Regions from separate parts of the Homo sapiens genome. Here region 2 is linked to region 1. A link is a contact called in ENCODE Hi-C data. All regions are on one chromosome and are shown on one strand. Each heading gives the region's core, a stretch centred on a gene start or an enhancer-like site at or near the end of the contact. The rest is flanking DNA. Distances are from core to core; before and after follow the strand shown. Region 1 holds the start of GM2A (ganglioside GM2 activator). Region 2 overlaps TIMD4 (T cell immunoglobulin and mucin domain containing 4).

Region 1 (6,536 bases), core at 3,963-6,462:
TCCCCTTTGGAGTCTAAATTTCCACATCTTTTAACTGGAGGCATTTCTACCTTCCTCTCCAGGATGTTGCAAGGGCGAGAGCGTGTATGTAAAGCTCATAACCCAATGCCAGGCACAACACGGGAGCCGGCTCACTAAAGGAGCCATTAGCGTCCTAGCCTCCGCTTCCTGCCGGCAGCTCCATGGGATGTCTTGCAGCTCTGTAATAAACTTCCCCTTTACCTGAGCTTTTAGGAATGGGTTCCTACCCCTTGGAATGAAAGGTCATGTCATGACTAAGAAAGGCAGGACAGGATAGTTGCCACTAAATGTTTCCTTCAACATTCATTCCACAAATATTTATGGAGCAATGATGATAGGCCCTGGGCTAAGTGCTGTGGCAAGAGTGGTAAACAATCAGACCTGGCTCCTGCCCTGCCTTGAGGAGCTTACCGTCTAATGCAAATAAATATCACCCACTATGATTTGTGAGTGCCACAAAGGAAAAGAGCAGAAGGTAATGCTGACAGCAACAAAGGACTCACTTACATAGGGTGGTGGGGAAGTGATACTTAAGCCGGGCTCTTGCAGGATGCGGAGTCAGACATGTAAGTGCAGGCCGAGGGAACTCAGGCAAAGGCCCCGAGGCACAAAGAAGCTTGGCTGCTCCAGGCACTGGGAGAAGGCCATGGGCTAAATGTAGTAGATGAGGGACCCAGATGAGGTTGGAGGGGTAGCAGGGTCATTTAATGCAGGACCCCACAAGCTATAATCGGGAGGTTGCATTTACTATAGGGGCAGTGGAACCCCACTGAAGGACAGTACTACACTGTGATTTGTGGTTGTGAACAGACTGAAAGTGGTCAAGGGAAAGATTGCCTGGAATTAAGAGTCAGGCTGGAGGGCAACATAGGAGCAGGACTAGTTTTCTGGGTGGGGCTGTTTTCATAGATTCTAAGGCAGCCTGATCCACACAGAGAATTGATTCTGGGCTGGGGGTGGGGGTAGGGTATCCAGAGTACCTACCGGAGAAGAATCCCTTCCCCTCTCCTAAGCTCTTCTTTCCCCAGGCCCTGGGGGAGACGTAACAAGATGGCTTCCTGAGGGTAATGCCCGGCTAGCTGTCTCTGTAGTGACAAATTCTGCTGCTGAGTCCAGGCTCATCAGGGAAGGGAGGTGTAATGGATTAGCAGTGCCCACCAAGGCCAGGCTGGTCACCAGATATCTGCCATTCCAGCCTAGGCCAACTAGTGGGAAGGGGTGGTACAAGACGGAGGGGAAAGGCACAGCTCTGGAGGCAGAGATATGGGTACTACAGGTATGAGTTAAAACCCAGCTCAGCCAGTCTTACTAGCTAAGACCATGGGTAAGTTAACCCCCTAGGGGTTCAAAATTTCCTCATTTATTATGTGGACATAATGATATCTTCTCACAGGGCTATTGTGAGGGTAAGATGTTTGTATACAGAAAGCACAGGGCACAACTCCTCAAGACTGCCAAGCTCATGAATAAACAAGGAAAGACTAAGAAGCTGTCATAGGCTGGAGGAGAGGGGGGACTACAATTATATGTGTCATGACAACAATGGCAGTGCAGTACCCTGGATTGGATCCTGGCTCAGAAAGAGGGCATTAATGGGAAAACTGGTGAAATCCAAATAAAGTCTAGAATTCAGTTAACAGTAATGTACTAATGTTGGTTTCTTAGTGTTGGAGATATGTACATATAAGATGCTAACAGGGAAAACTGAGTCAGGAGTATATAGAAACTCTATATTATCTCTGTAACTTTTCTTTTTTTTTTTTTTTTCTTGAGACAGAGTCTCACTCTGTCATCCAGGCTGGAGTGCAGCAGCGTGATCTCAGCTCACTGCAACCTCTGCCTCCTAGGTTCAAGTGATTTCTCCTGCCTCAGCCTCCCAAGTAGCTGGGACTACAGGTGTACGCCACCATGCCTGGCTAATTTTTGTATTTTTAGTATGGACAGGGTTTCACCATGTTGGCCAGGTTCAGGTTGGTCTCAAACTCCTGGCCTCAAGTGATTTGCCTGCCTTGGTCTCCCACAGTGCTGGATTATAGGGGTGAACCACCACGCCCTGCTGCAACTATTCTATAAACCTAAAATTATTCCAAATTTTTTTTTAGGAAAAAAGCACATAGCCCAGTACATAGCACATAGTATGGGTACAACAAATGACAGCCACTATACAGCACTATAGAGTCTATTAAGCACCTACTATATGACTAGCATGGGGCTAGATATCCTCCCCTGTTATCTAACACCCATCACAGCCTGTAGTCACAAGATCAGTTATGCTAGAAGAGGAACTGAAATTCAGGTTTCCTGATGTTCATTCACTGTCACCCCCCACCCCCATCTTTATCTGGCCCAGGGACTCAAGGTCAGGGCTCTGAATCACATGAGCCCCAAGAAGATGTAGGTGCTGTGTGATTTTGAGTGACCTTTATAATGTCTCAGGGCCTCTTCAAAACTGCCAATCTAAGACCTAGTCTGAGATGGCATCCATACCCACAGCATATACAACAAGTTTGTAGGGTGAGCTAGCAGCCTCTAGCCAGACTCCACCTCATAGCGGCCAGCCCTGGAGCCAAGAGAAGCATTCTCAGCCAACATTCAGGAACAAGGTATAAATTCTCCAGGCAAATGAAGTCAAAAGGTCCACGTTCCTTCATTCAACAAGCAAAACAGACTTTCTGCCTCGGGGGCAGAGTGAGGCCAAGCCCACAGATTTATATGGCTTTATTTGTTTCTGATTTTAGAAATTTTCCATCAATGAATGCATTTCCCTTCACCGACAACTCCCCGAGATGCACGTTGGCACCATCACACCCATCTTACAGATGAGGAGAACAAGACTCAGGAAATCCATGGATTGAGACAGGGGAATGATCAGAAGCCAAGCCTCCCTGCTTTCAGTATCACCCGCTTTCCCCTACACAGCACTGTTCCTCACTCTCAAACACTTCCAAGATGGTAGAAGGGAGGGGATCAGGGTTGGACCTATCCCTTTGCTACCAGAAATGTGTGATGTCTTGACCACAGCTAGCAGCCAAGAGGCAATGGAATCGGGTTTTTGTTTTTGGGGTTTTTTTGTGAGATAGGGTCTCACTCTGTCACCCAGGCTGGAATGCAGTGGTGCAATCTCAGCTGTAGCCATGACCTCCCAGGTTCAGGCGTAGCTGGGCCTCTCACCTTAGCCTCTCAAGTAGCTGGGAATACTGGCGCACACCACCACGCCCAGCTAATTTTTGTATTTTTGCAGAGATGGGGCTTCACCATGTTGCCCAGGCTGGTCTTGAACTCCTGAGCTCAAGCAATCTGTCCACCTCAGCCTCCCAAAGTCCTGGGATTACAGGTGTGCACCACCGCACCTGGTCTTGGGTTTTTTTTAAATTGACAAACCATAGTTGTATACATTTATGGGGTACACTGCAATGTGAAATGTATTCTCTTAGTTGTTTTGAAATGCACACAGTTCCTGACTTACAATGGTTTGACATACCATTTTTCAACTTTACAATCGTGCCTAAGTGATAAATATTCAGTAGAAACTGTACTTTTAGTATCCATACTGTTTTTCACTTTCAGTACAGTCTTCAGTAAATCACATGAGACATTCAACACTTTATTATGAAATAGGCTTTGTGTTAGATGATATTGCCCAACTGTAGGCTAATGTAAATGTTCTGGGCATGTTTAAGGTAGGCTAGGCATGTTTAAGGTAGGCTAGGCTATGATTCTCAGGTTAGCTGTATTAAATGCATTTTCAACTTATGATGGGTTTATCAGAACATAACCTCATGGAAAGTTAAGGAGCTTCTGTATATAATACATTACTGACGATAGTCACCCTGGTGTGCAATAAATCTCAAAGCCTATTCCTTAGCAGAACTTGGTGGCCCACACCTGCAGTCCCAGCTACTCAGGAGACTGAGGTGGGAGGACTGCTTGAGCCCAGGAGTTTAAGGCTGCAGTGAGCTACAATCGCCCCACTGCACTCCAGCCTGGGTGACAGAGTGAGACCCCACCTCTACTCTCAACTTCTGTAAGTTCAACTTGGTTAGAATCCGCATATAAATGAGATAATAAAACAGAACTACCATATGAGCCATTATCCCACTTCTGGGTATATATCCAAAGGAACTGAAATCAACATTTCGAAGGGCTATCTGCACTCCCATATTCATTGCAGCATTACTCACAATAGCTAAGATATGGAAATAACCTAAGTGTCCATCAACAGACACTTGATGGATAAAGAAATTATCCATCAACAGACACTTGATGAAGAAATTATCCATCAAATTGAATGCATAAAGAAAATGTGGCATATATACACAACAGAATACTATTCAGCCTTTAAAAGGGGGAACATCTTGTCATTTGCAACAACATAGATTGAATCTGAAAGACATTGGGCTAGCTGCAATAAGCCAGGAACGAGGCTTTTTCAGGTGAAGGGATTACAGAACTTCCCTTTCCCAGGGATCTGCAGCACGGTGTGAATGAGAAGTGAAGGAAGAAGCGGTGTCAATGAGAAGTGAAGGAGGAAGCTTGGAGGGTACGGGGACTGTTGTCTCAGTGGCTCATAACCAAGGGCAGCGGGGTCACAGGCCTGGGTATTTGTCACCAGATGGGCAAATCTGGATCCTCTGGCCTGGAAAAGCTCTCAAACCCTCCCAACTCTCAGGAAGACCTCAGGGCATTCGAGCAGGGGAAGAGATGAGGCAGCAGGCCTTATCATGGGGGACATAAGGAGTGGGGGTCAGGAGTAAGGTGCAGGGTTAACAGGACTGAATCTCTGGGGGCAATGCCTTAGTTTTAAGGCTGTCTGCATTTTCACTCCGGCGCTTGGAGGGAGGGCAGGAGAGTGCAGACGTGAGATTAATCTCTCCAAAAAGGGCCTGGAGCAGAACAAGTCTTTAGAGGCCACCCTCATTGTACAGACCAGAATCCCATAATTAGTTACTTTGGAAGGCTCTAGTGCAGAGAACCAATTCTAGAGAACGGAGTGGCCACCCCCATATCTCAGCCAGACCCGCACACCCGTAGCTGGGCCAGGAGGCTGCAAACAGACTCTTAAAAGAGGGTGCACTCACCTTTTTCAGGTGGGCTTGCGCAGGGGCCGCGAGAAGCAAGCCCAGGGCGATCAGGAGGGGAGCCTGCATCAGGGACTGCATCGGGAAGGGTGGGTCAGGGCGGAGTTAACTGCAAGGTCTGTGGCGGCAGAGGTGCCTTTAAATGCCTTCCAGTATTGGTTACGCAAAGAAGCTGAGTCCAGTCACTGGCAGGTTCGCCCTGCCCCGTCCCGGCCAGAGACTTCCCGGCCGAGAATTGGACCGATTCCTCCCGGCTCCGCCCCCTCGCTCTTTTCATTGGAGCCTGTCTCTCTAGCGTAGGTGTCAAGGCCTTCCCTCTCTGGGGCGTAGGCGGAGTTGGAAGAGAAAGGGGCGGAACTGAGCGCGGCGGGGCTGAAGGCGGCTGGAACGGAAGGGAGCTTAGCACGAGGTTGGGGCGGGATCACGAGGGCGGGGCGGAGCTGCGCGCGCGGGAGGGGCGGGGGCGTGGCGCGAGGAGGGGCCGAGCGGAGTCGGGGGCGGGGCGGAGCAGAGCTCCTGGGAAGGGCGGGGCCGGGCAGGGGATGGGGCGGAGCTGTGGTTTGTGAACTCGTGCCGGGGCCGTCACCTTTGGAAGGACCTTTGGGAAACCGCGGATTCAGTGTTTTCATCCCCAAGTCCTTCCGGACAAAAATGTCAGACTCTCTGCCATGTTACGCTTCCCCATATGTGTGTCTTTTTTTTTTTTTTTTTTGCTTTGAGACGGACTCTCGCTCTGTCGCCCGAGCTGGAGTGCAGTGGCGCGATCTCGGCTCACTGCAACCTCTGCCTCCCAGGTTCAAGCGATTCTTCCGCCTCAGCCTCTCGACTAGCTGGGACTACAGGCACGCGCCACACGCCCAGCTAATTTTTGTGTTTTTAGTAGAAACGGGGTTTCACCGTGTTGTCCAGGACGGTCTTGATCTCTTGACTTCACGAATCCGTATCTTTTTAATAATTATAACCGTTATAAAAACTAACATTTAGTAACTGCTTGAAAGCATGCTAAGGACGCACAAGGGAATGCTTTTTTTTTTTCTTCCCCAATTTTAGCACTGAGGAAACTGATACACAGTGAGGTTAGCTCTGCCAAGGTCGCACAGCTAGGAAGGAATAGAGCAAGACTTCTTTTTAGACACCCCATCAGCCAAGATTTTGTCAGGTTAATATACTAGTTGGAGATTTGCTTTTAGAAAAAACAGGGATGTTGTTACCAATACCGCCAATTTACCACAGGATTGTAAACTACACAAGGGGTGGCATCATGATGCAGGCACTCATTTATACCCAGTGCCTGATGCATAATAGACAATCTGTTGAGTACATGAATGCATGTGTAGAATTTAAAACTCACCTGATCATCTTTTTTAAAGTAAACTTTTTATTTTGGTTTACAGAAAAGTTGCAAAAATACTACAAAGTTCTGTTCGTTTCCTCTAT
Region 2 (6,451 bases), core at 3,209-5,708, 5.7 Mb before region 1:
TCTCTCTCTTTTTCTTTTTTTAACTTGGATTTTAATCATGTATGTAAATAGCAACATGAGTACAGGGAGTTCTAAGCCTTGTGCCTTATCTCTAAGTGAAAGGATTTCAGATTTGTTTGCTTGTAGGATGGCATCACCCAAGATAACAGAGACCTAGTATAGTTTTTCCTGAAGAAGAAAGCCAGTTTAATATATTCAATACTGACTTCTCTGCTATTTTTCTGTAAAAATAATGATTGACCATTTGAAGTTTCTGTTGCTTACCTGTAACTGATTAAAATGTGTAGAGCATGAAATTTTCTATTTATTTTCAGATGAATTCCTCACATTTCCTGGCTTTAGAAAGTTCTCCTTCCAAAAATCTTCCACGACTATGTATCCTCATAAACCCTGGTCATATAATATCTCCTTTCTGACCTGCACAAACTCGATGGCTTGCTGTGGATAATGGATAGAGGCTGCTAATCCTATGAAACTGGGTAGAAATGCCTGCTTCTTTATTTTTGAACCTCTAGCCAAAACAAGTCCAACAAGGCCAGCAAAACCAATAACACCCAGTCCTGGAAAAAATCCAGCAGGTGCATTTTGGAGATATTCATAGCTGTCTCACCCCCATTGAACCAAACTTTACATCTTTGGCTTCATTTAGGAGTACCTTTCCTGACACCAACTTTTATATAGCTCTTGATAATGTCAAAGCTGAGAGATGCTTTCCTAAGCTGGGTCCTTGACTCATCTGCATGTTTAGATTAGCCCTCGAGAACTTAGTAGAGTAAAACTCATAAACCTTCATGGGATTTTGGGGAGGGAAGTCCTTTTTTGGTGCTGCATAGACTTTGAAGGTGAGTAGGCTCAGGCTGGTCAGCCCCATGGACCTCTAAACCACCTTGAACATGTTACTGGCAGTGGGGACTTTCACAAGGTCTTTTTAAACGTTTGAAACTCAGTTTCTAGCCTGGGCAACAGGGCGAGACCCCTGTCTCTACAAAAATAAAAATTAAAAAAAAAATAGCCGAGTGTGGTATCATGTACCTATAATCCTGGCTACTTTGGGAGGCTGGGGTGGGAGGATCACTTGAGTCCAGGAGGTTGAGGCTGCAGTGAGCCTTGTTTGTGCCACTGCACTACAACGTAGGCAACAGAGAGAGACCCTGTCTCAAACAAAATAACAGCCTGGGTCTTGTGGCACACTCCTGTAATCCCACTTTGGGAAGCCGAGGCAGGAGGATTGCTTGAGCCCAGGAGTTCAAGACCAGCCTGGGCAAAATAGTGAGACTCTGTCTCTACACAAAATTAAAAAAAAAAAAAATAGCCAGGCATCGTGATGCATGCCTGTAGTCCCAGCTACTCAGGAGGCTGAGGTGGGAGGATTGCTTGAACCCGGGAATTCAAGGTTGCAGTGAGCTGTAATCATTGCCACTGCACTCCAGCCTGGGCAAGAGCAAGACCTTGTCTCTACAAAAGAAAAAAAAAATCAGTTTCTTAAAACTGAGACTTGGTTTTTGATTCTCTAGACTGCTCAGCAGAAAAAACTGAGACATTTTTACAATTAAAAAATTTTTTTAGGCCGGGTGCAGTGGCTCATGCCTATAATCCCAGCACTTTGGGAGGCTGAGGTGGGCAGATCACTTGAGGTCAGGAGTTCGAGACCAGCCTAGCCAACATGGTGGAAACCCATCTGTACTAAAAACAAAAAAATTAGCCGGGCTTGGATATGCATGCCTGTAACCCCAGCTACGTGGGAGGTTGAGGCAGGAGAATTGCTTGAACTCGGGAGGCAGAGGTTGCAGTTAGCTGAGATTGCACCACTGCACTCCAGCCTGGCTGACAGAGTGAGACTCTGTGTCAAAAAAAAAAAAAAAAAAAAAAATTTAATCCCAGCAATGGCAGGAGCTTGAGCCCAGCCTGGGCAACATAGCGAGACACCATCTCATTTTTTAAAATTAAAAAAAAAAAGTTTAAACTTTTCTTTTAGGTTCAGGGGTACATGTGCAAGTTTGTTATACAGGTATCTGTATTTAAAACATTTAAAAAAATCAATTTATTTAAAAATAACAACAAACTCACTTTGTGCTAACATAACATGTTTTATGGCAACTAACTAACTCTATTTTGAAAAAATATTAGTGAGAAAAATGAATGAAAAAATTACTGAGAAATATGGCATTGTTTTACATTTTTTGCAAATCTCATTAATATCTGGCTTAATAGGAGACAGAGGGATTCTCATCTCTGTTTCCACATTCTGTGTAAGTGACAGCAATGACATCACACATCACATAGCCTCTGGGAAAGTATACTGTATATCTCATGAGAGAATGATAGTGAAAATGGCAAAAAATGTCTCATGAAAATCATTTTGATCTCATGGGCCCCCCATCTAGACTTTGAGAACCACTGCTGTAGAAAATGTGAAATTAAGTTTCATTTTCTCTTTCATCCTGTTTTCTCTAGAAGCCTAAGTCAGCCATGAAAAGAGTAGCACAGGGCTAGGGAGAGCTCAAAGGATTTGAGCAGCGGCTAGGAAAGAGATTTGACCATGGAGAACACAGCTCACAACAGTTATTTTTTATCCTCAGACCCCTGAGCCCCACAGCTCCTTATGCCTGATGTCTAACACTTCGGAAAATTTTGGGATATGGGTCACGTGTTTTGGGTTTTCAGAGATTTTTGACAAAAGGTGGTGAAATGTAGTGAAACTGCTGGTGGTTGTAAGGTGCTATTGGGCTGGGATGTCATCTTGTGAGGGTGGCATCTAGCAGTGACTGGGTCCATCTCCTTGCCTGTGTCCCATCAGATGGATGGAATACCCATGTCAATGAAGAATGAAATGCCCATCTCCCAACTACTGATGATCATCGCCCCCTCCTTGGGATTTGTGCTCTTCGCATTGTTTGTGGCGTTTCTCCTGAGAGGTAAGGAGGGAGGGCCAGGTGATGGAGCACTTCAGAACCCTGGCGACTGCAGGAGGATCTGGAGTTGTCTCCACTTCCTTCCCCTTTATCCCTCCCCAAAGAGGCTCAGTTCTGCCATTGTTCCCATCCCAGCCAGGGAAGTAACAGGTAAGTTCATTCTCCCCAAGCTGCTAATGACTCTGTGTATTAACCTCCTGGTAGAGTTTACGTTTTGGAAAAGGAAAAAAAGCAGAAGAGCACCTTCATTTATTGGACATTTCTGTGCCAGTCCTGATGGTATACTCTTGATGTGCCTAATTCATTTTATCCCTATTACTGCCTTAAGAGGAAAGTACTATTTCCTACTTTGTTCACTTTCTCTGTTCTTTGGTTGGGAAAACCCTAGCTTGTCTCTTCTTTTGGCTAGGATTGTTGCAGGACGAAGACCATGAACAATCCTGGTTTTCTTCTTCTTTTTTTTTTTTTTTTTTTTTTTTTTTTTTGAGAGAGTCTCATTCTGTTGTCCAGGCTGGAGTGCAGTGGCGTGATCTCAGCTTACTGCACCTCCGCCTCCTGGGTTCAAGTGATTCTCCTGCCTCAGCCTCCTGAGTAGCTGAGACTACAGGTTCACGCCATCACACGGGACTAATTTTTGTATGTTTAGTAGGAGGGGGTTTCACCATGTGGGCTAGGTTGGACTCAAACTCCTGACCTCAGGTGATCCACCCACTTTAGCCTCCCAAAGCTCTGGGATTACAGGCATGAGCCACCATGCCTGGCGTGATCCTGGTTTTCTTATATGTTCCCTAAAAGCAAGCTTTCTTAACCTGGAGGCCACAGATGGACTTCAAGGGTAATGTGAATCCTTTGAAATCACATGCAAAAGTGTTTATGTGTTCATGCCTGCATTTTTCAGGGGACAAGGTCTGTAGTTTTCATTAAGTTAGCAAGCTGCTCCATGACCTTGCACCTCCATCCCACCCCTGCCCCCCGCCCCCAAAAGTTTTAAAATGCTACAAAAACAGCCATGAAACAGCTTATGGTTTTCAGGCAAATTATAGGCACGTGGCACCTGGTACTGTTGTAAAATGGGGATAAATTGTTCTGTACTCATTAACAAAAGCTGTTTCAGGGCAGTATGTCAGGAGATGAGACTAGTAACCATCTCAGCTGATTTGAATAATAATGAAACTTGTATATTTCAACACCTGCCCCAGGTGCAAAAGCAAATTTAAAATTTACTGGAATCCTGCTGTTAGCCTTCATACAAAGGCATGATTACAGTTTTGGAAAATTCTGAGTATGTCTCGTAAAGAAGTGTTTTGAAACCCAAGTGAGTGCTTGAATTCTGGATAGGCAGATGACTCAGAATGAAATAGCTTAACACCATTGCCCAGAATGTTGGAACAACTTGGTAATTGATGAGCACTAACTGTGGTTAAAATAGCAAGTGTTTGACCTGGGAAAGGGAATGGCTTTTTCTGCCAAAGCCAGCCACTGGTTCTCACCTTTGGCCCATATCTGCTCTTTGCGGGGCAGCACTGGAATTCCCCCAGCATTTTGCATGTTCTATGCACCGCAGCCACTCTGCTCACACTGTGGCCTTGTCTTTTCAGGGAAACTCATGGAAACCTATTGTTCGCAGAAACACACAAGGTAATCTATCTTGCATGAATGGGTGTTGTAATGATTGTACAAGCTGTTACAAATGATTAGCTACTACTCAGTGGTTTAATGACTTGAGCTTGTGTTACGATTACACATAGAGTTGGAAAGATGTGACATTAGAAGTGAAAAAGTTGTGCAGATTTAGCTCACATTAACCTGTGTCTTGGTTAACACTCTGAGCAAAATGCCAGTACCAAGGCAGGTGGGATTAATAGAAGTATAGCACGCAAAAGAAAGAAGGTGATATGGCACTTTACTCTGAAATTTTTTGTTCACCTATGGGTAAGTTAGTTTAAGAGGCCATTGTTAAACTGGAGTTTATTGAGGAGCGTTGGCAATATGGAAAATGAAAAAAGCATGTAGAATATTATTCCTGGGAGTTGGTTCCTCTGCCCAGTTAGACCATGGAAGCAGCTTGTTTTGGGGCCTTTTTAAAAATAGTATTTGAAGATTCTCTAGTAAGGGATTTTAGCTATTTGCCCTATTCTATAGCTTTTGGAAAAGAAATTTTTAAAAAAGGCATAAATTATTAATGAAGTCCTTGCCTAATTAATTGCATTCACTAATTAGTTGCATTAATACCACAATATGTATTAGCAAGAAGGAAAATTGACACCCAGCGAGGTGACCTTTCAAGGTCACACTTAGAGACCTTTTGGTAAATAAACGTATTGAAATCATGATTTTATATTTTGCTAAGAATCTTTTTTATCTCATTATAATGGATTGGCAGAAACTCTTTTTCCCCTGCAGCCTCAGTTTTCCCATCTGTAAAATGTGGAGCTTAGACTAAATGAACTGTGAGCCCTTTGAACTTTAAGGGTAATTGCACTGTAACTTAGCAGCATCTGTTTTGTTTTGTTTTCTAGTCTTGTGTTTCCCATTATGAGCCCCTCTTTTCTGTTTACAGGCTAGACTACATTGGAGATAGTAAAAATGTCCTCAATGACGTGCAGCATGGAAGGGAAGACGAAGACGGCCTTTTTACCCTCTAACAACGCAGTAGCATGTTAGATTGAGGATGGGGGCATGACACTCCAGTGTCAAAATAAGTCTTAGTAGATTTCCTTGTTTCATAAAAAAGACTCACTTATTCCATGGATGTCATTGATCCAGGCTTGCTTTAGTTTCATGAATGAAGGGTACTTTAGAGACCACAACTTCTCTGTCCATGCTCTAATCATCTCTGTAGAATCACCGCTAAGTGATCTTTCACAGTACACTTGAACACTTTCAGTGACAGTGAACTCCTTACCACACGCAAGGGAGTCCATTCAATCTCAGAGCAGTTCTGAGATTAAGAAATATTTATAGCAAAATCTGTCTCCGGATGACATCTGCCCATAGGTCATAGTTGAGCTCCTTATGCCTATCAGAACATCTCCTTTATTAACTGCCGGATCAGTGTTGTGTGAACTAACAGGACAAAAAATCTATAGGCTCCATCAGTCAATAAGACTGATTTTTTTTTTTCTCTCTTAAAGGTAATGTCAAGAGAGTAGAAATCCAAAAGATGGTTACCTTTGGAGAAACATGTGCTTATTCCATTAATGTTGCTATTGCTCTAAGCATGCTGGGAAGTACTGGAGAGCTGTTAACTCTTCAGGTATTAGAAGGAGAATCTCATGTTTCTCCAAATTTCCTTGCTTCTGGGATACAATTTCTGGTTCTTTTGTTACCCTAATTGCCTTCATCTCGTATGGATTCGTATCTCTCCTTTTATGCCCAGCTTTCAGAGTTCATTGTCTCACTGCAGGTATGATATGAGCAGCACAGAGCCTATGGTTCATTAACAATGCAGGAAATGACATGGAATCACACCGTAACTGTGACTCACTTCTTTATTTTCTTTCTTGAGACGGAGTCTTGCTCTGTTGCCCAGGCTGGAG

Evidence for each region. A loop is a pair of places that touch in the nucleus more often than their neighbours do. Pooled maps may share reads with other maps.
Region 2: a map with no recorded cell type shows a loop between it and region 1 (7-fold over the local background). The contact joins the enhancer-like site here to the promoter of GM2A in region 1. A Hi-C loop is called at or near these places in 2 of 37 single-sample maps with no recorded cell type and 1 of 50 pooled maps.

What each region holds. Positions count from the first base shown.
Region 1 is chr5:151,251,861-151,258,396 of GRCh38, reverse strand. GM2A (ganglioside GM2 activator) reads right to left here and starts at 5,212. Exons shown (of 4, transcript NM_000405.5): 1 at 5,100-5,212. The coding sequence starts at 5,180. RefSeq lists an enhancer at 2,008-2,147 and a silencer at 5,252-5,601.
Region 2 is chr5:156,918,563-156,925,013 of GRCh38, reverse strand. TIMD4 (T cell immunoglobulin and mucin domain containing 4) reads left to right here. Exons shown (of 9, transcript NM_138379.3): 7 at 2,798-2,915; 8 at 4,511-4,550; 9 at 5,473-5,722. The coding sequence ends at 5,557. It also overlaps the pseudogene APOOP1. Among named protein-coding and RNA genes, the nearest start is that of TIMD4, 41 kb to the left of the region's middle. RefSeq lists enhancers at 2,262-2,541, 4,111-4,220. Within about 2 kb of position 4,458, at least 4 of the 41 ENCODE cell types and tissues checked have a DNase peak (open chromatin) inside an H3K27ac peak, as active enhancers do.